Linked DNA regions of Mus musculus: region 1 is linked to region 2. A link is a loop called in an ENCODE intact Hi-C map of the cell type or tissue named here. Cell type or tissue: left cerebral cortex. All regions are shown on one strand.

Region 1 (8,000 bases), 170 kb after region 2:
TTCGACTAACTTCCTTTCTCTGGACAAGAACCCATTCAAGTAGCACCTAAAATCTGAAATGCTTCCTCATGCTACTGAGGCATCTTGGAACCTTAAGCCTTTAGCCAATGACCTTTGGCCATCTTAGATGCCCACTTCTCCCTCATGGACCCCCCCATCCCCAAAATATATAAACCTTGAATCACCCCAAGTAAAGTTGATCTGTCTCCCTGTATCTGGTCTGCCTGACTAAATGCTTATGAGTTTGTAGATGACATTTTAGTAAAAGTAATGACCCACTTGTATCACATTGCTCAATACTTTCTGGTTTGCTTCTATTTCTGAAATATTTCACCATCAGCTAATCAAATCTCCCTTCTACATAATATTGAGCTTTGAAATATCAACAAACATCAAGAAACAGCCCTTGGCTACATTTATTTATCATACACATAGAAATATCTTCTTCTAAAACCAAGTCTAATGTTTAAAAGACAGTATCCATTTAGAATGGGACAGTAGGTGGCAGGCAGTGGTAGCACACACCTTTAATCCCAGCACTTGGGAGACAGAGGGAGGTGGATTTCTGAGTTCGAGGTCAGCATGGTCTAGAGTGAGTTCCAGGACAGCCAGGGCTACACAGAGAAACCCTGTCTTGAAAAAAACAAAACAAAATTAAAAACTTTTTAAAAAGAATGGGAAAGTAGTGAAAGATTTTGGAACCATCCATTTCTATTTCTTGCTACTAGCAAACAGCTGCATGCAGCGTCTCAGGTATCTGGGGCTCTGCCCTCTACTTCCCGCTCTGACACTCATTCATCATGTGGAGTTTATGGGAAGATCATTTCCCTTGTGAGTACACTGGGTTTAGACACCAGCTTCATTCCCATGTCCGTCCCTGACTGCAGGTATACAGATCTGGGTTGTCTAGTTTCAAACATCTGCTAGTAGTTTAGTGACCTCCAGAGAGTTTTAGTCTACAAATCACGATAGGAAGAGATAATGTAATTCCAATATGAGAAAAACTCAAGGCACTAAATATAGTAATAGGAAAGGTCCTGTCCTGTGTCAGATACTCTTTCAATAGGGTTTGTTGATCACAGAAACTCCTCAGGTGCCTTTCCCTCTTTTAGGATGGCAAACTCCCAGCCCCTTTCTGGGATACAGTGAAGCATTCACTGACACAGTTCCCACCGTCACAGAGGCCTGCCACAACACAGCCTAGGACAATAGAAGGGAAATGCACGTTAAAATGTTTACTATACGTAGAACTAAAACATCCTAGTGGCTGAAAAAAAAAATATTTAAGCTAGACTGTAATTAGTCCTTGGCAGATTTCTTTGACTGTTTTGAAAACAAAGATTCTCAATGAATCCACATATCCAAATTATTTCCCCTTTTACTCCACTAGTTAGAATAATAATGTTGAGAATTATGTTTCTCTAATGCAACACGGAGGAACCAAGCAAGAAGAAATAAAGAGCAAAATAATCTATCACAAGTAATATAAAGAAATGAAAAAACAAAACAAAACTTTGTTTCATCCCAGAATGCATTTGTCTAAAAATTGTCTCAGAGACTGAAATAATTTTCTATACTAAGACAGTACTAAGGTTCTGTGAAGGATGGCCCTAGGTCCCGCCACAACAGCACTGCAACCTCCTGCCCCCAGACACACACACCACTTATCTCATTGAAATGGACCACTTCAGCTGATTTGTGAACTACTGCTAAGTACTAGTGCAGACACATGCACAAGAACTACTCACTAAGATGTGACTGATTTAACTGGGAGAATCCACCGACTTCTTATCATGGTCTTTTTCTGGGCTAAAACCCCACCATGCAGATTGTATCCTGCTGTCAATTTCCCTCCTTGTCAAGGAACTTTAAAAAAAAGTCTCTTTTACTGAATGATTTCACTGTCTCTTTTTAATCTGGATATTAAAATGTACTTTGTAGACCAGTGTTTTCGTATAATTATTGAAACTAAGACTGATATCATGTTCTGATAATGACTAAAGGACTCTGCCGACATTCAAGTCCTCCATATTGCTTAGTCTCATATTCCTCTTTCTACAGCCAAAGACACTCCAAGAAAGCAGGGGCTGTATCTCGTGTACCCACTCCCTGTCCTAGTAACCCACACTCATGCTTTTGGTTAAGCCCTCAAGGAGTGTCACTATAGTAAACACATGTTAAATCCAAAATTTTCTCCCTTTTCAGTAGAATAGAATTTACTACCCCCCCCCCAAAAAGACCACATTTGTACAGGATTAAAGGAAAATAGTAATGTGTGAACAAATAATAGGGTAATCCTGTTTTATTTTTCCCATGCACGTTACATTTTGTAGTTCTCTCTAGTAGTATAGTCCAAAATCTTCTACAAAATTTTGGTTTCATAAGGGGTAGAGATGGCTCAGTGGTCAAGAACTGGTACTGCTCTTGTCCAGGACCAGAGTTCATTTCCCAGCACCCACATTAGGATGCTCAGAGTGTAGCTACCATACTAACACATCTAATGTTCTTCTGACCTCTGCAGGCACCTGTCTATAGTCCTGTGCATATACTCCCAGACAGACACATAATTTTGAAGTGACACTAATGAATCTTTTTTTTAACTTCACTAGTACTATCATTTATTAAGAAGATGTAAAAGCTGAAAAGACAATTAGTAAAAGTGAAAATTCTGTAATGTGAAAGAATATGAAAATATTTCTAGAAGATTCTACCTTCCTTAAGATATTGTTGATTAAGCAGCAATAAACACCAAATGTTTTCAAGAATCCACTAGAAAATCTCTAGAAACCAACGTGTCAGTTCCTGACCTAAAGAATTCCAGGTGAAAGAGGCCGGCCTCTTGCATTGGAAGCAAAGGATTAGGTTATGAATGCCAGCTGGCCTAAACGGAGGCTGTTGCCTCAAAGGAGAGATGAGAAAGTTCTCAGTTCACAAAGTTAGCTCAGATCCAGCCTCGACAGATTCTGAGCCCATGTGGCATCGCTTACAGTGCTCCCCAGCCCGAGTCAAGCCCGCCTGCCGGGCCCCCGATTGGCCCAGGCGGCCTCGGGTTGAGGTTGCCCAATCACTCTGGGGTGTTGGAGTGCAGGGGCGCTGGAATCCTGTGGCTGGGGGTGACTCAGAAGCAGCTTTCTGGGCGTTGGCGGTCCGGAGGTCGCACAGGCACAACCAGCATGGGAGCACACGACCACTACCATCCCTAGATAACTGGTGTAGCATAGGAAGGGAACGCAAGGGTGTGCTATCTCCAAACCTCTGGAAACTCGGGAGCACGTCCAGTCCCCGCCATTCGCTCCTGATCTCGGTGCTGCTGTCTGAGCTGGGTACCCGGGTAGGAGATCACGGAGCCAGCAGAGCTGGCCCGAGATGCTCAGTCCACAGGGAAATCGACGCGCAGCGGGGGACGTGGCTCAAGCTGGTCCGTAGGGACCGGTCCAGTGTAGACCCATGGAGCCACAGGAGGGTAGCTTCCTGGAGCGTGGCCCAGAGCAGCGCCCAACCCAGCCCATCACTCACCGCTCCGTCCTCCCGGGCGTCCTCTCTCTGCGTCCCCGTGGGGCGCCGGGACTCCGGACCCCTGGAGTCGGGCCCTCAGCTTGCGCGCCGAGCCATCCGAGCTCAGGGCGCTGCGCCCGGGGTGCGCCGCTGCAGCCTCTAGCCGCCGTGCGGACTGGGCGGAGACCGTCGGCGGAGAGAGGGGGGTGGGCCGCGGCAGGGCTCTGCCTGGGGCGGAGGAAGCCGCAACGTCAGCAGAGCCCGGGAGGCGAGGATGGGGAGGGGGAGAGCGGGACCCCCGCCCAGCCCAATCCGGACCTCCGCACGGGCTCTCCTCCGGCGCCCCAGATCACGGCTCCACGCGAGGCTCTGCCTTCCGGTCGCTGCGGCCCGGACCCCACAAGACACCACAGGACCCCACAGAACCCCAAGCACCCTGCCCTGCCCTGCCCCGCCCCGCCCCGCCGCTTTGGTTCCTACAGCTCTGATTTCTCCTGACCCAAGAGCTTCAAGTTCCACTCTGGAATCTCACCCAAAGGAAAGATAATTTCTGGAGGCCGGGGGAGGAGGGGCCGATTCGTTTTTTAAAGCGCTGGAAGAGGAAAGCCGAGAATTTAAAGAATCCCACTACCAAAGCTAGCGGCCAACCCCCTCTCCAGGCTCCAAAATAGTTACACTCCCGACGCCTCCCTCCCTTCCCCCCTTTCCTGAATCAGTTTTACTCTCAAAGAGAAAGGGGAAAATCCACCTAATCCGAAGCAGTTGTCGCCTAGAATGGAGTTGCAAAATACAGGGAATCCTACCGCAAGGAACCCTGTAAGCTGAACTGATTTTAATCAGCAAAGATAAAGGATTGGGGGAAGATCCTTTAGAGTTTGCAGTTCACAAAGGAAACTTTATCTTATTTCGTGTGTGTGTGTGTGTGTGTGTGTGTGTGTGTGTGTGTGTGTGTGTGTGTGTGTTTGTGTGTGTACGCGCGCGCGTGAGAGAGATATGCACCCAACTTTTGTTTATTCTTTCAATGAAATGTAGCCATCCAATACAAACTCTAACCGGTCCAGGGTTGGATCTCCTTCCTCAGAGTTAAAGAGAATTAACCTACTAGATTCTATGAAAAGGCAGCTTTTCGAGAGACACTTACCCGTTCGTAAGAATGGGCGGTTTTACTCAACCCTGTTTGCTAACAATTGCTCGGAGTTCTGACAGACTATGGAGACCCAAGGGCGCTTCCAGGCAACCACACTATTAGGAAAAGTTACAGATTTTGCAATCAAAAGTGGCTCCTCACCACGGATTAAAAAAAAAAAAAAGAAAAAAAAGAAAAGAAATACTACTGTTAGGCTTTTAAATGCTAACTCAGATAAATCACTAATTTGCGTTAACTTCCTGATATTTGGACAGGCCTGTGGTGAGAAAGTTCTAACCAGAGTAGTACTGTGAAGCAGTATTCAAATCCTTACTTTTCAGTTTACTGAAAGCTAAGCCACCTTCAGAGGCTGTGTCTCATCTATAGCATATAATTACTATAATACTCCATGCAACAAAAGATACAAATGGCTAATATTTATTAAAAGTTTACTGTATGCCAGGCCCTGTGTTGAGGTATTTATTTTAGTAGAATGAATTGTATCAGTGCCTAGCTGTAGTGTATAATTCTGAGTTAATTTCCACTTGTCTTCTCAAATCAGAAAATGACTTGAGAGAAAGCAAGATGTTTACCTACTGAACTTCCCAATGAGTAGTCTTGTAGTCATGGCCTCTCCCAGCTAATATCTTAGAATCATAAAAGAGTGTTCATACAGTCTTTGGAATGGAACCCTACACCTGACTGATGAATCAGGTGGTTGATCATAATGTGCAGACAAGACTGAAGGTCTTTTTTTTAAAGGTAGTAGTACCCACATTTACCTATTGATTGATGTCACTGCTCTGGAAATCTAGCTATAGCTGACACTGACTTGCAAAGATCCCCATGATATGATACCTCTCAACAGATTTACACATCTGCTTTCTGGACTCTATAGGCCTTTTTTTTTTTAAAGATTTATGTGTATTTTTAATTACATGCACATGGCTATCTTTCCACAGAGACCAGAAGGGGGACATTAAATCACATAGAATTAGATGGAGAGTGGTTGTGAGCTGCCCAACCAACATTGGTGCTAGGAGCCAAACTTGGGCCTTATCCAAAAGTGGTATGCCTTTTTGGCCACACTCTCCAGCCCCAACATGCCTATTCTTGACTCTGCAGGAGAATGCTTCAGTTTGTCTGAGTACATATCCATCTCTATTATCTTTTTCCTTGCCCAGTGTCCTTCTTAAAATCCCTAGAACTGCATCCAAAGTTTCATTTAAAAGTCACAGTGGAAAGCTGTGTACCTGCTTTGTTCAGAAGTATATCCTTGGAGCATTTTCTGTTGTTTGTTGTTTCCATAGCAAATGTTTATCAGAGGCCTTCTTCAACCTACATTCACTACAATTTGTGTCCAACACTCCATCTTATTCTATTGAGTTCTGTTGTGTTAAATTTGGCTTAGTCTTTAAGCTTGTTGCATGTTCTGTATTACTAACATAATGGTTAATTCCACCACCCAATTGAACGGAAGATCTGTGTCCTTCATCATCATGTAAGTTGCTAATCTTCTGCTTCCAGCTGACACTGAATTTGGATGCTCTTGCTGAGGATTTTTTTTGGGGGGGGGGTCCTGCCCCCTCCTGTCCCACTCCTTCCCAAAGCAGAAGGTTTAAAATTTATTTATTTTATGTATGTGAGTACAATGTCACTCGCTTAAGACACACCAGAAGAGAAGATCAGATCTCATTCTAGATGGTTGTGAGCCACCATGTGGTTGCCTGGAATTGAACTCAGGACCTCTGGAAGAGCAGTCAGTGCTCTTAACTGCTGAGCCATCTCTCCAGCCCCTTGCTGGGGATTTTTGTCAGGGAGGACCCACATTATCTGTGCATGTTTACTTCTCTTGTCAAAAGACACCAAGCATGGGACATTGGCATGGCTTCCTGATAGTTAGAAAAGGACCCTCCCAGTTGAGAGAGTCTCAGAAAGTAATCCAGTCCTCTCCCATGCAGCTTCAAATTCATCATATAGTTCCTCCATCAGAAGTCCACTCTGCTGATGTAGCAACATTGACAAAAAAGGAAGTGACTACTTAGTGAATTCTTGTTAATTCTACTAAATTGTTTCTTCCTTTTTTTAAGTGACCAGATGTGACTTTGGTAACAGATGTATTCATCTTTCACTACTTCTGTGAGGTTTCTGGTCTTGGGTTTAGAAACAAGCTTTTATTTACTTATTTTTGTTAATTTCACCTATACATGTCCATCTTTAGCCTTTCTGCATTCACTGCCCTTTTTGCTGGCTCAAACTAAATGTCCTTAGCATAAACTACTTGCTGAAGTGTAAATGCTTCCACAAGCCTTAGAGAAATAGGTAAGATTCTTACAAGCTCTTTATTGCTCTCTGTTTGCAGTTAACTCAGGTCAGTGTGTGTGTGTGTGTGTGTGTGTGTGTGTGTGTTTAATCCATTCACTGTAGACAAGATACGAAAAGAGAATAGTTCTTCTCTTGATATCCATTTATATCAAGCAAAGGCACTCCTTTCTTGCTAGTGTTTGAACAAAATAATTTAAGATATATTCTTTCATTGTCCTTGTTTTATTCTTGTCTCTAGATGAATACATGCCTAACAAATATCTCACGAGCTACAGGTCCATGATTTCTACTCTTATCTTGAGTTTAATTCACTCAACTAAATTTAAACCTGCTTCTAGGGTTTCACTGACCAATCTGGGTCAGAGACTTTGCTTCAATTCTTGCAACAGGTCTCCTCCTCGGGTCAAAATTACTCCATTTGTAATTGTAAATTGTGTTATCATAATAAACCTGTGTGTTACCTCATCCTTGGGTCATTTGCAAGACAGCATCACTTTTGACTGTTGGAGCCATACTCACCTGTATGTCTATGAGTTTACCCTCTCTATTTCTAAGCATCTGGTCCCAGCCAGACAATCCTCCCTGTCCCCCTGACCCCCACCCCACACACACATACTATGGCTTTTCTAGCCTTTTTCACTTGGGCCTGACTTTGCCACTCCTGATCTGTTGTTCTCCTATCAGCCTGCTCTGAGGCTGCTAATTCATCCCACTCAAATTTTCCTGAGCTTTGTGTTCATTGTGACAAAACTGAGACAGCCACTTACATCCACAATCATATCACTTCCACTCCATGCTGAGTCAACGTGATACTTTGATGTACAGTTCTTCTCCCACTACACATTTCACCAGGGTTCTGCTAAATGCTTAAAGGTGTCAGGCAAGTCCATGAGTGTCTTACTTTGTCCTCACAAGCACAGGTGTCAACATTATGCCATCAAACTGGTGAATTATAGCAGTAAGAAAAGAGTAACCATGTATCTGTAAGAGCCCTACAGTGCTAGGGGCTGTTGGACCAGAAACAAAAACAAGAAAGCAAAGAAACAGAGATTCA
Region 2 (8,000 bases):
AAATTCTATGCAGCGGCCGTCGATTTTCTAAATTGGCTAGATTTACTACACATCTTCCAAACACTTTCCTCAACCCATGCTCACTGTATCCTTGGAACAGGGTCTCTTTTGACACTGGTTGCAGGGACCTAGCACAGGAGGCCAGGTGAGAGGATGTGAGACAGACGTGCTGGCAACTGTCGCCTAGGTTTCATTCCAGTGTGGGGGAAGTCCTTGATCCACCCCCAAAACGTCCAAAATTGAACTGCGATCAGAAAAGACAGCGATCCGAGAGGAAGAGCTCAAAAAAGTCCAATCTCAGACTGCTGGCGTCTGGGGCAGCCCACCCTGTATGCCGGGGTGCAGCTAATGTAGGGCCTGGCCACGCTGCCAGCTGGAGACACAGGCGGCAGTTGGCGCATAGGAGAGGAGCACTCCGGAATCAATGGCCAGCCACGCGGGGGCGTAAAGCTGCTGTGCAATGCAGCTTCATTCGCATGCCCCACCCTGGTATCCAGGATACTTCAGAGAAAGCTCAAAGGCTAGGTTCTCTGATGGCAAAAAGGACAGCATTCTGTAATAATCGTTATCGCTTGTTTTGCCTGTAATGACCTGCTTTTTGCTTTGGGGGACAGAAGAACGATGCTTTGGGCTTTATCTTCAAGGGGGAAAAACTCTTCTCGAGGAATTTCAGTTACTTTCCTAAATAAATACGCTTGTTTCTTAAGTGACTTCAAATAAAAGAATGGCAGCGTAGTCTTTCCAATAGCAAGCCCACTTGATGTATGAAACTTATATGCTCCATAAAGTCCCACAGAAATTGAGAATCTTGAGAATCCTTGAAAAATGACAGCCAAGGGTTACACAGTGAAACCCTGACTCGAAAAACAAAACAAAACCAACAACAAATTATATATATATATATATATATATATATATATATATATATATATATATATATATATATATATATATATATTTGCTGGCTGTGGTGGTGCATGCCTTTAATCCCAGCAGTTGGGAGGCAGAGGCAAGTGGATCTCTTTGAGTTTGAGATCAGCCTGAGCTACAGAGTGAGTTATAGAAGTAGAAGGCTACACAGAGGAAACTGTGTCTCAAAAAACCAAAGGGAATAAAAAAGAACCATATATGATGAAATTGGATTTATAATATACAGTTCTGTTAATGCTAACTACCTTTTAAATTATATTTGTAGCCTTAAAATGAAGCCTACAGGTCCAGAGTGATATATTTCCACAATGCCAGTACTGAGTCAGATGAGGCAGGAGAATCATTAATTCAGTATAAGTCTGAGCTATACAGTGAATCCTAGTCTGAAAAGAGACAGAGAGATGGAAAGAGAAGTATCTATGGATCCAATAAAGTTAATATGAGCTCTTATTTTTGCAGTTCTTGTCCCCTTAAAGTTGGACTACATTGTATTTTATTTACAAACTATTATAGAGATAGATAATATATAAATGATTGACAGAAAGATAGATAATTGATAGGTAGAAAGATGATAGTTCAAAGAGCAACAGTTTTGCCTAAACTGGTCAAGGGAAGATACAATCTTGTACTAGACACACCCTTGAAGAGGTCTTGGATTCCTAAACTCTTGAGATGAGTTGGTATGTGCCACCATCATACCACACAATCACCACTATAATAAATTTCTATAGACTCTGTGGTTTTAAGAAATGCAAATTTGTCATCTTGTAATTCATAAAAACTATATAGAATCCTTACTAGTCTGACACAGTTCTCTGTAGGTCAAAATAAAGATGTCGGCAGGGCTGTGTTCCTTCTGCCGGCTCTCAGAAAGAGTCTACGTCTTTGCCTGTTTGTAGAGGATGCCCACATACTTTAGCTCATGGCCCTGTTTGTCAGGGATGATGGACACTCAGTAATGACTCTTTCTTCTCCTGTCTGGCAATACCAAATTGAAATATTTCCTCCAGATTACAGGATCCACAAGACTCGGAGTTTAAGCAATTCAAGGATCCCAGGAAACCTCTAAACTTACCTGATTCACAAGACCTCTCCTACCCAAAAGTTACATAAGCAGTAAAGATGGTGCAGAAAGATCCAGGGGTGGAGGCTCTGTGAGTCGTCACCCATGTGGACCGGGGCTTTAGGGTGATGCACTTCCTATGAGCAACCCCTCACCTATAATCCTATGAGCAGTTCCAATAAATTCCTTGGCTTGCCAAGTTGAACTTGGTAGAATTTTTTGGTCTGTTTATTGTTACTGCCCTGTCTGTGTTGAGCGGACATAGTTTGTGATTCCTTGAGAGTAGCCCAACATTTTCCCTGACTGATTCCTCCTGTGGAGAAATGACTCGAGACTCTACAGGACTTGATCTCCTCATCTAAAAGTACTCGTGTCAAATCTTCCAAGTGTCTTTCCCATCAAAATAACACTGATGAATTACAAGGACTAGAGTCTTGGAATATAAACCCCGTGGCATGTAAGTGTGTCTGTCCATATGTTTAATTTTGAAGGAGATTTATTCAATATAGATTTTCGCAGAACTACTCTTCAAATAAGTCTGTGTTCCAAGTAGGAGTTCACTCAACAACTCTTACAACTTAATCATTCTTTCCTGTCTCATACAAAGGAAAATTAAAGTTCCAGAGAGGCTGACATTCATAAGGTCATATGAGTAATGAGTGACAGTGCTTCTCTGAACTCCATGTTAACCCTTCATAACTATGGCCTTCTGAAAGAAACAAGATTATAGTGCTGTCCTGGACCTTTCATGTGTGTGTGTGTGTGTGTGTGTGTGTGTGTGTGTGTGAGAGAGAGAGCGAGAGAGAGAGAGAGAGAGAGAGAGAGAGAGGTGGGAGGGAGGGAGGGAGGGAGGGAGGGTGGGAGAGGAAGAGGGAGAGAAAAAGAGAACCTGAGACTCCAGGACAGGGGTGGTGGTAATTCTGAAAGTGTTTTTTTCAAGTTGGAAATATTTGCGTAGATTTACTGATGGAGCATTTCAAACCCCTCATGTTGCTGTTTTAAATGTCTTAATGTTTGGAATGCTTCAGACTTCATATCTTTGTAATGCTCCATATGTACTGCAGTCACCCACTACAGATAGTGCACATACTCATAGAAACCACTAGGTGGCAACAGAGGAAACCATACATGAAAGCTGCAGTCTCCCTAGATGCTGAGATTAAAGAAGATTCATCATTCTTGGAGTTTAGAACAGCCAAATGAGTTCCACTAAGGACGATGCAGTTCACCCGTTTAGAACCACCGTGCGCTATTCCATCCAGGGTCACATCTGTAGACATGTTAACTTCCAGTTCACACAACCAGTTTTAAACCTGCCTGTTTCCCAAGCCTGGCACTCTGCTCTTTCTTGATCGCATACTAATACTTGGTATGCTGCATGTTGAACCTAAAATTGTGTCTATGCATTTGTGGCTTTTTGAGCTAGAAAACATATTTGTACTCTGCATTCAGAATGCCGTTAATTAGTTATATGATTTAAAAATGTAAAGGTCTGTTTGTGTTTGCCTTTTAGTACAAACTAGATGCGAAAGAACAGTAAGCCCACGCTGTTGTTTCTTTTTTCTTTTTCTTTTAAAAAAAAGAGTGCAAGAGAAAGTGATATAGATCTCATTGGACTGGAGTTGCATGTGGTTAGAAACTACCAGGTGTGGGTGCTGGCAAAAGAATGCAGATCCTCGGGAAAAGCAACAAGCGCTATTAAACCCTGAGCCCCCACATGGCTGTTTCTAATTGCAGTCATTACCTTAAATTTTTAAACAAAAACACAGCTGGAATGAGTACAGAATCAAGGAGAATGATGAAGCATAAGTAAGGTCTGTGCAATTCAGCTTTGCTAGAGTAAAGGAGTCAGAAACAGCCAGAGCTAAGCTTTGGGTTTATTTTTCTCCTGGGAAGGCGGTGGTCTGAATCCTGGTGGAGTAGTGGAGCAGACAAAGGAGAAGTCAGCGAGTCTATCTCTGCCAAGCCACAGAAATTGATGTGCCAGCCAAAAGAACTTGGCAGCAAAAATACAAGGTAGGTGTTAGCGCATATAATTGATTTTAATTATATGCTTTATAATTACCTAAACCCATTAAGCATAAAGGAGAGGAAGGCCATGTTCTTTTTTTTTTTTTTTTTTTTTTTTTTTTTTTTTTTTTTTTTCCCATTTTTTATTAGGGATTTAGCTCATTTACATTTCCAATGCTATACCAAAAGTCCCCCTTACCCACCCACCCCCACTCCCCTACCCACCCACTCCCCCCCTTTGGCCCTGGCGTTCCCCTGTACCGGGGCACACAAAGTCTGCGTGTCCAATGGGCCTCTCTTTCCAGTGATGGCCGACTAGGCCATCTTTTGATACATATGCAGCTAGAGTCAAGAGCTCAGGGGTACTGGTTAGTTCATAATGTTGTTCCACCTATAGGGTTGCAGATCCCTTTAGCTCCTTGGGTACTTTCTCTAGCTCCTCCATTGGGAGCCCTGTGATCCATCCATTAGCTGACTGTGAGCATCCACTTCTGTGTTTGCTAGGCCCCGGCATAGTCTCACAAGAGACAGCTACATCTGGGTCCTTTCGATAAAATCTTGCTAGTATATGCAATGGTGTCAGCGTTTGGATGCTGATTATGGGGTGGATCCCTGGATATGGCAGTCTCTACATGGTCCATCCTTTCATCTCAGCTCCAAACTTTGTTTCTGTAACTCCTTCCATGGGTGTTTTGTTCCCACTTCTAAGGAGGGGCATAGTGTCCACACTTCAGTCTTCATTTTTCTTGAGTTTCATGTGTTTAGGAAATTGTATCTTATATCGTGGGTATCCTAGGTTTTGGGCTAGTATCCACTTATCAGTGAGTACATATTGTGTGAGTTCCTTTGTGATTGTGTTACCTCACTCAGGATGATGCTCTCCAGGTCCATCCATTTGGCTAGGAATTTCATAAATTCATTCTTTTTAATAGCTGAGTAGTACTCCATTGTGTAGATGTACCACATTTTCTGTATCCATTCCTCTGTTGAGGGGCATCTGGGTTCTTTCCAGTTTCTGGCTATTATAAATAAGGCTGAAAGGCCATGTTCTTAATGAAAAAAATTTACCCAGCTAGCTGCTGAACAAAAGAATACATGAAAAGAGGGTGGGGTATCGATTTATTTCATTTGAAATAGATGATACACAATGCAATAAAATATCAAGTATATATGCTATTATTCATGCATTCATATAGATGCTAGGAATTCCTCAGAACCATGTAAATCAGGAATTCCCCATCTCCTTTACCAAAAAGTCATGGCCACGATTAACTGGCTCAGAAGGTAAGCTTTCTCTGTTTGAGTTTGTTGAGGAGAGGGCTTCAGAAGCCGTCAGAGGCTGTTTCCTATTGTTAAGTCCTAAGCAACTATTAATCTTCCTGGTGATGTAACACTATAACTTCATACATTCTTTGATTGTGCTGTTAATTGAAAACCTTATTGAAAAGTCTCTTTGTGGTGAAGGTCCTGAAAACTAATAAACCAATTCCGAGTTTGGTGAGGATGATTCATTTACTAGTAAGTCAGCACAGACGAAATTATAAAACTCTTGGCTCAGTAGAGACAAAGAACTCTCAGCCTCATGGGAATTTTGAGAATAAAATGGATGAGACATTCCCTGTTCACTGACTTTCCTATTGGAGGGAACTGAGTGGCCTTCTACTATGTACATCTACTTTAGCTACTTTTTCAACATTGCTTTTGTAATATTGTATCAGCCCCAGTACACAGTAGATAAAGTAGAGCTACCTTCCCCAGGCCACCTGAAAAAAAGTCACTCTTAATGTTCTTCCAAAAGCAGAATGCCAGTTGATGTCTTTTAGAGAAAGCTAAAGATACAACTCAGTGAAGAGGCAACATAGGTCTACTATCATTCCAGAAAAACTGTATACCAGTGCTTTTCAACCTGTGTGGCACGACTCCTTAAGAGTTGAATGACACGTTCACAGGGGTCACCTAAGACCATTGGAAAACACAGATAGTTACATTATGATTTGTAACAATAGCAGAATGACAGTTATGAAGCTGCAACACAAGTAATTTTACTGGTTGGGGGATCATCACAACATGAGGAACTGTATTAAAGGGTCCCAGGATTAGGAGGGTTGAAAACCACTGCTCTGTATCCATTGATTAACCTACATAACAGTGAATATAAACATTTTATCAGATTATGAATTAGCTTCAGTAGTTCATTTGGTTCAGTTCCTTGACTTCCGCAAGATAAGGCATCATTAGTTCTGCTTTACAAATCAACAAATTAGGCCCCATAGAGATGGTCTGACTTTCATAAGGTTATCATTGGTTGACAGTGAGTTCAGGACAATTTCCTGGCCAAGCAAAGTGTCACACTAAGCAATGTTCTATCAGGGAAACTCCTGAAAGGATTTTGTTTTCTCAAAAATCCCTTCTTACTTGTTTCTGTCAAGTCAAAGCTCCCAGAATTTGACACAAAATAGAACCTCTCATAACTGTATACAAATGCATCAATAAGAAATTGGTGGCATTTTAGATAATCCAGTTAGTTGATCTCCTTGAAAGTCAAGATGACCATCAGCAGTTGGTTCTCTGGCAATCAAAAATAATTTTGGCTAAAGAAGTAAATAAGCAAAAACCCTGAGGTCCCTCGCTGGGCCCAGGAGCCAGGTGCTTAAGTGAACATGACAGAAGTCAGGTTTGAAACAACTCTAATCAAGACATATTTTCTAATGTCTATCTTGCCCCAGGTTCTATTTATTTATTTTTAAAATTATGTGTATGTTTCTCTGTGGGGTTATGGTCCTGTGAGACAGGTACCTGTGGAGGCCAGAAGTGTTAGATACCCTGGATCTGGAACGTCAGGTAGCATGGGCCACCTGACATGGGTATTATAAACCAAACTCAGGTTCTTCAGCAGAGAAGTATTTGCTCTTACCCAATGAGCCATCCTTCCAGCATCTCTCCCTCTCATTGTGTCTGCTGCTTTGAGTTTGAGAAACAACTAGAAATTGTAAAACTTCATTCCTTAGGTCCTTAAAGAGGTTTGGGAACATAAAGGAACAATTTGACAAGGAAAAGTTACAGTTGGGACCCCTGTTGTGGATCATAGAAGGGAAGCTTTAGAAAAAAGTTTATAAGAAGTTGTCATAAAGGCACCCCTACTGTGATGCTGAGAATAACCAATAACCAATAACTAATAACTAATAATGATAATGTGATGATCGATCCACCATCTACCATGAGCACAGCGCATTACTCAAAACCTTCCTCACTGTACCACTCCAGAAAAACCACTTCATTCTACCTTCCTCTCTAGTAAGCCAGATGGAGAAGGTAATAAAAATGTATTATTTAAATGAAGACAAGGAGAAAACCTAAAATTAGATCAAGGACTGATAGGAGGTGGAATTAGAAGAGGATAGAGGAAAGTGATGCTGGTTTGTGGTCACCATATGAAAAGCAGAGTGGTAAATGTTTCCTGCCATCACATTTAATCTCAATAGCTCTCTGAGGGAGCTATTATGGGCATAGGACAAAATAGCACTCCAAATTATTGATGCTTGCACCAGTATCGAGCCGAGCAACACAGCTAAATTCCAATTGACTTAAATTCCCATGCCCATACAAATTGGACGGTCATGACACAACAGTCATCATGAGCATGTGATGGAACTGTATAAAGATGGAGAGCTTCTCACTCTATATATTGATTTCGGAAATAGGACTTTGGATGGACTTCTGTCCATAAGTGTCAGAGAGAAAAAAAAGAAAGCGGTAGTACTGAAACTCTAGCATCAGAAAGAAAAAAAAAATCAGGCACCCTGAACTTTGAAAGGTGCAGCTCTCAAGGTTTCATTTCAATACCTTCTTGTCTATCTTCCTCATTTTCCTCAACCACCCTGTCTCCAAGGAAGCTATAGGGACCCTGTGAGGTGTCACCCACACATAGAAGATTGGGTACAGAGATTTCTCTCCAGTCCTGACACGAAGGGATACGAATATGTTTGATGTCTTCACT

What was found. A loop is a pair of places that touch in the nucleus more often than their neighbours do. Peaks named below come from ENCODE experiments on the same cell type or tissue, not always from the same donor. Only the 100,000 strongest peaks of a DNase experiment are listed, where the experiment ranks them.
Region 1: a loop joins it to region 2, with 2.0 times the contacts of the local background. A loop is called at or near these places in 2 of 42 quality-filtered maps.

Annotation. Positions count from the first base shown.
Region 1 is chr10:34,203,564-34,211,563 of GRCm38, forward strand. Dse (dermatan sulfate epimerase) reads right to left here and starts at 3,672. Exons shown (of 6, transcript NM_172508.3): 1 at 3,517-3,672. In left cerebral cortex, a CTCF peak has its summit at 3,221; DNase peaks (open chromatin) are centred at 3,359, 3,615, 4,084 and 4,444; H3K4me3 peaks cover 1,606 bases; H3K27ac peaks cover 1,395 bases.
Region 2 is chr10:34,033,680-34,041,679 of GRCm38, forward strand. It overlaps Trappc3l (trafficking protein particle complex 3 like), which reads left to right and starts at 3,918. Exons shown (of 7, transcript NM_001162937.1): 1 at 3,918-4,009. It overlaps Calhm4 (calcium homeostasis modulator family member 4), which reads right to left. Exons shown (of 2, transcript NM_001081165.1): 2 at 5,105-8,000. The coding sequence ends at 7,827. In left cerebral cortex, CTCF peaks have their summits at 446 and 3,093 (motif pointing right); DNase peaks (open chromatin) are centred at 426 and 3,099; H3K4me3 peaks cover 524 bases.